Linked DNA regions of Homo sapiens: region 2 is linked to region 1. Evidence: chromatin loops called from intact Hi-C (ENCODE). Cell type or tissue: heart right ventricle. All regions are shown on one strand. Each heading gives the region's core, and the rest is flanking DNA. Links, peaks and the distances in the headings are about the cores only.

Evidence for each region. Peaks named below come from ENCODE experiments on the same cell type or tissue, not always from the same donor. Only the 100,000 strongest peaks of a DNase experiment are listed, where the experiment ranks them.
Region 2: a loop joins it to region 1, with 2.7 times the contacts of the local background. A loop is called at or near these places in 7 of 110 quality-filtered maps.

The regions. Positions count from the first base shown.
Region 1 is chr4:113,554,300-113,557,225 of GRCh38, reverse strand. All of the region lies in intron 4 of CAMK2D (calcium/calmodulin dependent protein kinase II delta), which reads left to right. Among named protein-coding and RNA genes, the nearest start is that of CAMK2D, 210 kb to the left of the region's middle. In heart right ventricle, for the core only: no CTCF peak of the experiment used is centred there; DNase peaks (open chromatin) are centred at 598 and 1,257; H3K27ac peaks cover 2,500 bases.
Region 2 is chr4:113,743,724-113,746,649 of GRCh38, reverse strand. All of the region lies in intron 2 of CAMK2D (calcium/calmodulin dependent protein kinase II delta), which reads left to right. Among named protein-coding and RNA genes, the nearest start is that of CAMK2D, 17 kb to the left of the region's middle. In heart right ventricle, for the core only: no CTCF peak of the experiment used is centred there; no DNase peak of the experiment used is centred there; H3K27ac peaks cover 943 bases.

The DNA.
Region 1 (2,926 bases), core at 288-2,787:
GATATGGGGGCTGGGGGGCAAGATAGGAAATGGGGCCCATTAGGAGTTATTGCAGTGGTACATGTGAGAGATAGCAGAGACTTAGGCTGGTGACATTGTAGTGGAGATAGAAGTCTTGATTCAAGTCCTGTTTTGGAGATATAATCAGCAAGATTTAGTTAGAGATCTGTACCTACATAATAGAAAAAGTGGTTGGGCCTCTTCACCCTGAGGTACTAGCTCAAATAACAGGTCAAACCAGAAAATCATGAAGTGGTGCTTATAGTTTCATTCCCCCATTTAATTATTTAATCACTTATTCACTCAGAAAACATTTATTAAGCTCTTCCTGTGAGCCAGGCATTGTGTAAGGTGCTGAAGAGACAATGTCCCATTATCGGTCATGTGCTCTGCCTGACAGACCCTTACACCAGTGGTTGGCTTGATTTACTTTATATCTTAGAACATGGTGCTAAGGAGACCCACATTTTTCATTGTATCCCCATAGACTTTGTTCATTTAGACACATGGTTCCCTTCAGGGGTCTTTGGGGAGCCCCTGGGGTAACTAGAAATGGATGGACTTGGCACACTGGTTGGCACGCTGACAAGGTAGTTCTGCCGCACCTAGAACAGGGCCTGGTGCTGACAGTCTTGCCTTATACAGGACATCTGCACACTCGTAATATAGAATCATCCAGCCAAGACACCCAGTAACACTCCTACTAATGAGCCCTGATCAGCTTCACACTGACCAGTGACTACTCTCCTGCCCTCACCAGTACTCAAACTGTCTGACTTTAATCAATGATTAAAGGGCACATAAGTGGGAATTCTTTATGTCTGTATTCTTCCCAGTCTTTCTGCATGATCCTTTGGGGTATTCCGAGCCCCTTGTCTTACCCTTCTCTGCTCCCCAAATTGTGTCCAAGGGGCAAGCTAGTAGGGCAGCACAGACAAGAAAAAGCTAGTCCTTTTCCTTTCTTTTGTGTGTGTTCTTGGGAAATGACCTTAATCTCCATTACTTTCATTTCCTTGTCTATAAAACAGAAATAGCACTAGTATCTACTTCATAGGGTTGCTGTGTTGCAATCTCTAGAGCACTTAGAACAGCACTTAGTCTTGGCACATTTTCTTAGTCTTTTGGGCTGCTTAACAGAATACCATAGCTTGGGTGGCTTGAACAACAGACATTTCTCACAGTCCTGAAGGCTGGAAGTCTGATATCAGCGTATCAGCGTGCCAGCGTGGTCTGGTTCTGGCAAGGGCTCTTTCCTGGATTGCAGGCTACTGACTTTTTCTTATATCTCTACACGGAGAAAAGAGAGGAGAGAGCTCTCTGGAGTCCCTTTGGTAACGACCCCAAATGAGGGCTCCACCCTCATGACCTCATTACCTCCCACAGGCCCCACCTCCTAATATCAGCACTTTGGGAGTTAGGATTTTAACCTATTAATTGGGGAGGGGGCACAGATATCCAGGTAGTTGCACACACAATAAGCACCCAATGAATATTTATTGTTATTGTTATTGTTCAACAAGTGGAAGACAGTGTGTTGGATGACCATGCAGGTGACGCGGATGAATCTGTCACCATTACAACTTCTGCCTTCATCACTAAATGAAGAGATACCAATTGCTTAAATGCAAGGCAGCAGGAGATATGTTTTTTTACAAATAAAAATCTGATTGTGGTGATTCTTCGCTTAACTGCTTAATGAACCTCTGTTACCACTGCTCAAACGCTTGGATTTCAGGTCTGGCAATCTCATCTCACTAGGTTTGTTCTTCAGCTTTAAGTTAATTTCCCAGGGGAAATTACTCCTTTTTCCAGAGTTAGTCCCAGTCCTACCTTAGCAAGATTGCCTCCTACTTGTGCATTAACTGGGTGCCGCTCTTGGTTCCTGTTTCCCATCAGCTCCAACCTGAAGTTCCTGGCTTTCCCCCACCACCTCGAGCACTGCTTTTAATCTCCAAGTCAGTGCTATTCCTTGGGTTAATGTGGCACCATTTTATTTTTTAAATCCCAGTCTTTGACTCTACTTGCTGCTCAGCCTCATGGTCAAAGATCTATTACTGATGAAATTTTACAAATGTTGTATTCTGGATGAAATTAATTTTGACCATTTCTGATGGGAATTGCAAATTGTACACTAGAAACAGAAGAACAATTTATTATACAGGGTAATAATACAGTGTGAATCAACATCACTATAAATAACAACAGTAACAAATATTTATCTTTCTGATACATATCTCATTTTTTCATGTTCTAGAGTTATCTTTTTTTTTCCTTGTGAGCCCTAATGTTCTGGAGATTTCATAAATGGTAATTAATGCTTCAAATTTATAATTGATATCCTTCATATCATAGTAGAACTCTGACATCAATTTATTCACAAAATCTCTAATTAGTTAATTAACAATTTATTCATGAGACTGATTTAATTTGGGCATTATATGAAATTTCACAAAGCACAGTAAAAATTTTCAAAAATATCTAATAACTATGGCTTAATTTTGTGTTCTATTAAAAAATAATGTGAGTATAAAAATATGTTAAAGTTAGAAAATTCAGTAGCTTCTCTTCAAGACATTGAATTCTATTATAACTGATATTTTTTCCTTTTCAGACATTTATCATACATATAGAAGAAATGATAAAATGGTTTCATTTGTGTAAAGATATTTTTAAATAATGGGACGAATGAATACTAGGAGAGAGAATGTTGTCAGACACAGTTAACTACATAATCTAAAACTCAACATGAAACTCTACACCCCTCAAATTTGTCTAAAGCTATTATGATTTATTGAAAACTACCAGAATGCTAGTCCCCCTGACTTTTTAAATATTCTCCTTTAAATACGAACCCCTTAGGAAATAAAATCTATTGCCATGTATAGCTAAACTTTGGTATTTGTATGATTTTTTTTAAGCTCATGTA
Region 2 (2,926 bases), core at 301-2,800, 190 kb before region 1:
TTCCTTGGGTTGACTTTGCCCCCTTCACCCAATGCATCTGTGTGATCAGGAAAAGGGAAAACAAGATTTAATTGTTAACTTTTAAAAAGTCCTTTTGAAAGAAAAAAATATATACTGTCTTATATTGACAGAGAACCAATTATTGGGTTACCTGCAACACTGTATCCTCCATTTAGTGCTGATAATCATAATGTCCATAATCTCCCAATAAGATAAAATAATAAAGAGGCTCTGAGGCATGAACAGGGGTGGCTAAAGGATCATTGAGATAACTTTTAAAATAATAATGATTTATAGAAATTGAGTTAATATTTGTTGACCTTCTACAAACTTTAAAACAGATAGAAGGTTTTAAGGTATATGTTTTGAAATAATCCAAACCAAATAAATCTAAACTTAGAAATACCATATTAGAAATATACAGTGAACACACACAAGGTCAATTTTAAAAACAGCACTTAGCTTTGAGCAGATAATTTCTCCTTCACCCTGAATGCAAATAATTTATTCAGCCCTTCTATAACAAGCTTAGGGGATAAAAGAGGCAAAGGGCATGAGAAATGAGTCTTTGGAAAATTATTGTAACTAACACTAATGCTTATTTAGCATCTTTCATTCAAAGACCTTCAGACATTTCCTAATTGAGTTCTGTAGTACTTCTGGAGTGTGGGTAAGGAACATTTAGAGACTCCTGTGCCCAGTGCTGTAAGGCCTGCCATCCCCGTGTGGCATGTTGCAGCTGTTTTGTAGGGTACATCATATTCCTTCCTGGGCCAGAGAATGGAGGAGACAGCGTTATCCAGCTGAAATCCCAGAAGGATTAGGGGAACAGGAGTGAATTACCTGGATTGGAATTTGGCCAGCTTTCTGGGTCAGAAATCCTATTCCTATAAAAATGTTCTATCTTTAAAACATTTTATATCCTGCTTTATCTCCAAGAAAATAAACGCTACATCACTTATTTTCTGCAAATACCTTTGGGAGCTTAACATTAATATTGAGGAATGTGACAGCCTATATCTACTATTAATGAGGAAAGAAAGCGAGGTTAACATTTTATCTAAAAGATATTAGAAGAGAAAAACTATTTGTATTATGCCTGTCGAAAGTAAGCTGTGGGGGACATGAAGATAATAACATATGACCAGTTCCCACAAAAAACTTACAAACTGGTTTGATGAATAGGAGACATACATAGATAATTATGGGGAAGATATATATGTATCTTCAGTATCAGAAGAAAGTATTATGAGAATTCAGTGTAGCCTAGTGATGACATTTAATGGCAGAAGCAAGAAAGGTAACATTGAGGAAGCAGAAGTGGCAGTGCATAGAAGGAAGAAAGAAGGACAAAGACACAGGAATGCAGGAAAGTATCAATGTTTAGGGAAGAACCAAAAATGTTTATTTGGGCAAAGGATAGACAATCTGGGAAATCAGGAAAGAAAAGGTTAAAAACACGTAAAGGTAGTTTACCAAATTGCAAATTTGCTCTTAAGTATACCAGAGACACATTAAAGAGAGCCTCTATGATGTTACTTGGTAGCAGTGAATGAATACGATGGATTGGCCTGGATTATGAGAGACACTGAGATTCTGAAACCTTAAGATAATAACAGATGTGGCAGGAGGGCTGAAGTTTCAAAGCTGAGTCATGGGGAGAATTAGTTTTCGTGTAACTAGTTGAGAAGTGAGAATCAAGAACTGATTTTGATGAGGGAAGATGATTAATTGATATGTATTTGAGGTATACACAATATATTCACACTGACTTATCAAAAAGACCTTTGAAAATTGGGTGTGGTCCTTGAAAAGTGCCTCTGGAGAACATGCAATGTACTGTGTAGGTTACCAGCATTGGCTGTGAAATCAGATTGCCAAGATTCAAGAAGTGGCTCTGCCACTTCCAAGTTCTTGTGACCTTCTCAAGCCTTGGTTTTCTTATCTATAAAACTGTGATAATCAATTTTGCGGCTATGATAATCAATTTTGTGATTCATTTGCACGGAGAAGATAGTAGAAGCTATGCTAGTGGATAAGATAACAATGGAGAGTATAGAAAGGAAAGAAAAGAGGGCCTAGGATAGTGGTGTAGGGAAATACTGCATTTTAATGGATGAAAAGAGGGCTAGTTTAGGATAAATGGAAGGATATGGCAGAAAGGTATGAAGGAAATTAGGATAATGCAGTGATTTGAATTCTGAGGGAGGGAATTTTTGCAAAGGAGGGGTGGCTAGTAATGTTCAGAATTGTAGAGAAGTAGAGAGAAATGAAGACCAAGAAAAGGCCTTGATTTCCCATATGGCAGAATTTCAATAGTGTTTAGGACAAGGTCACGAGGATTGGGTCATTAGACTGTTACTTGTTTTCGTATGCTCAGAACCTAGCACATTGCATAAAATAAAATAGGTATTTAATGTTTGCTGAAGGATAAAGAATTAATGACTTTCTTGGGATTAAGGAACAAATGGCGATAACATGAAAAAGCTTGCTTGTTTAACAAAATAGGGGGCTGGGTGTGGTGGCTCACGCCTGTAATCCCAGCACTTTGGGAGGCCTAGGTGGGCGGATCGCGAGGTCAGGAGATCCAGACCATCTGGCTAACACTGTGAAAACCCCTTCTCTACTAAAAATACAAAAATTTAGCCGGGTGTGGTGGCGGGCCCCTGTAGTCCCAGCTACTCAGGAGCCTAAGGCAGGAGAATGGCATGAACCTGGAAGGCAGAGCTTGCAGTAAGCCAGGATTGCACCACTGCACTCCAGCCTGGGCGACACAGTGAGACTCTTATCTCAAAAAAAAAAAGTAGGGAAGATAAAAGAGAAAAAGAGAATTGGGAGTAATTTCAGGGATTCCTCAGGTCAAGGGAATTAACTTTGGGGATAAATAAAACCAAAGCTTATTTGAAAGAAGAGGAAAAAGACTAAG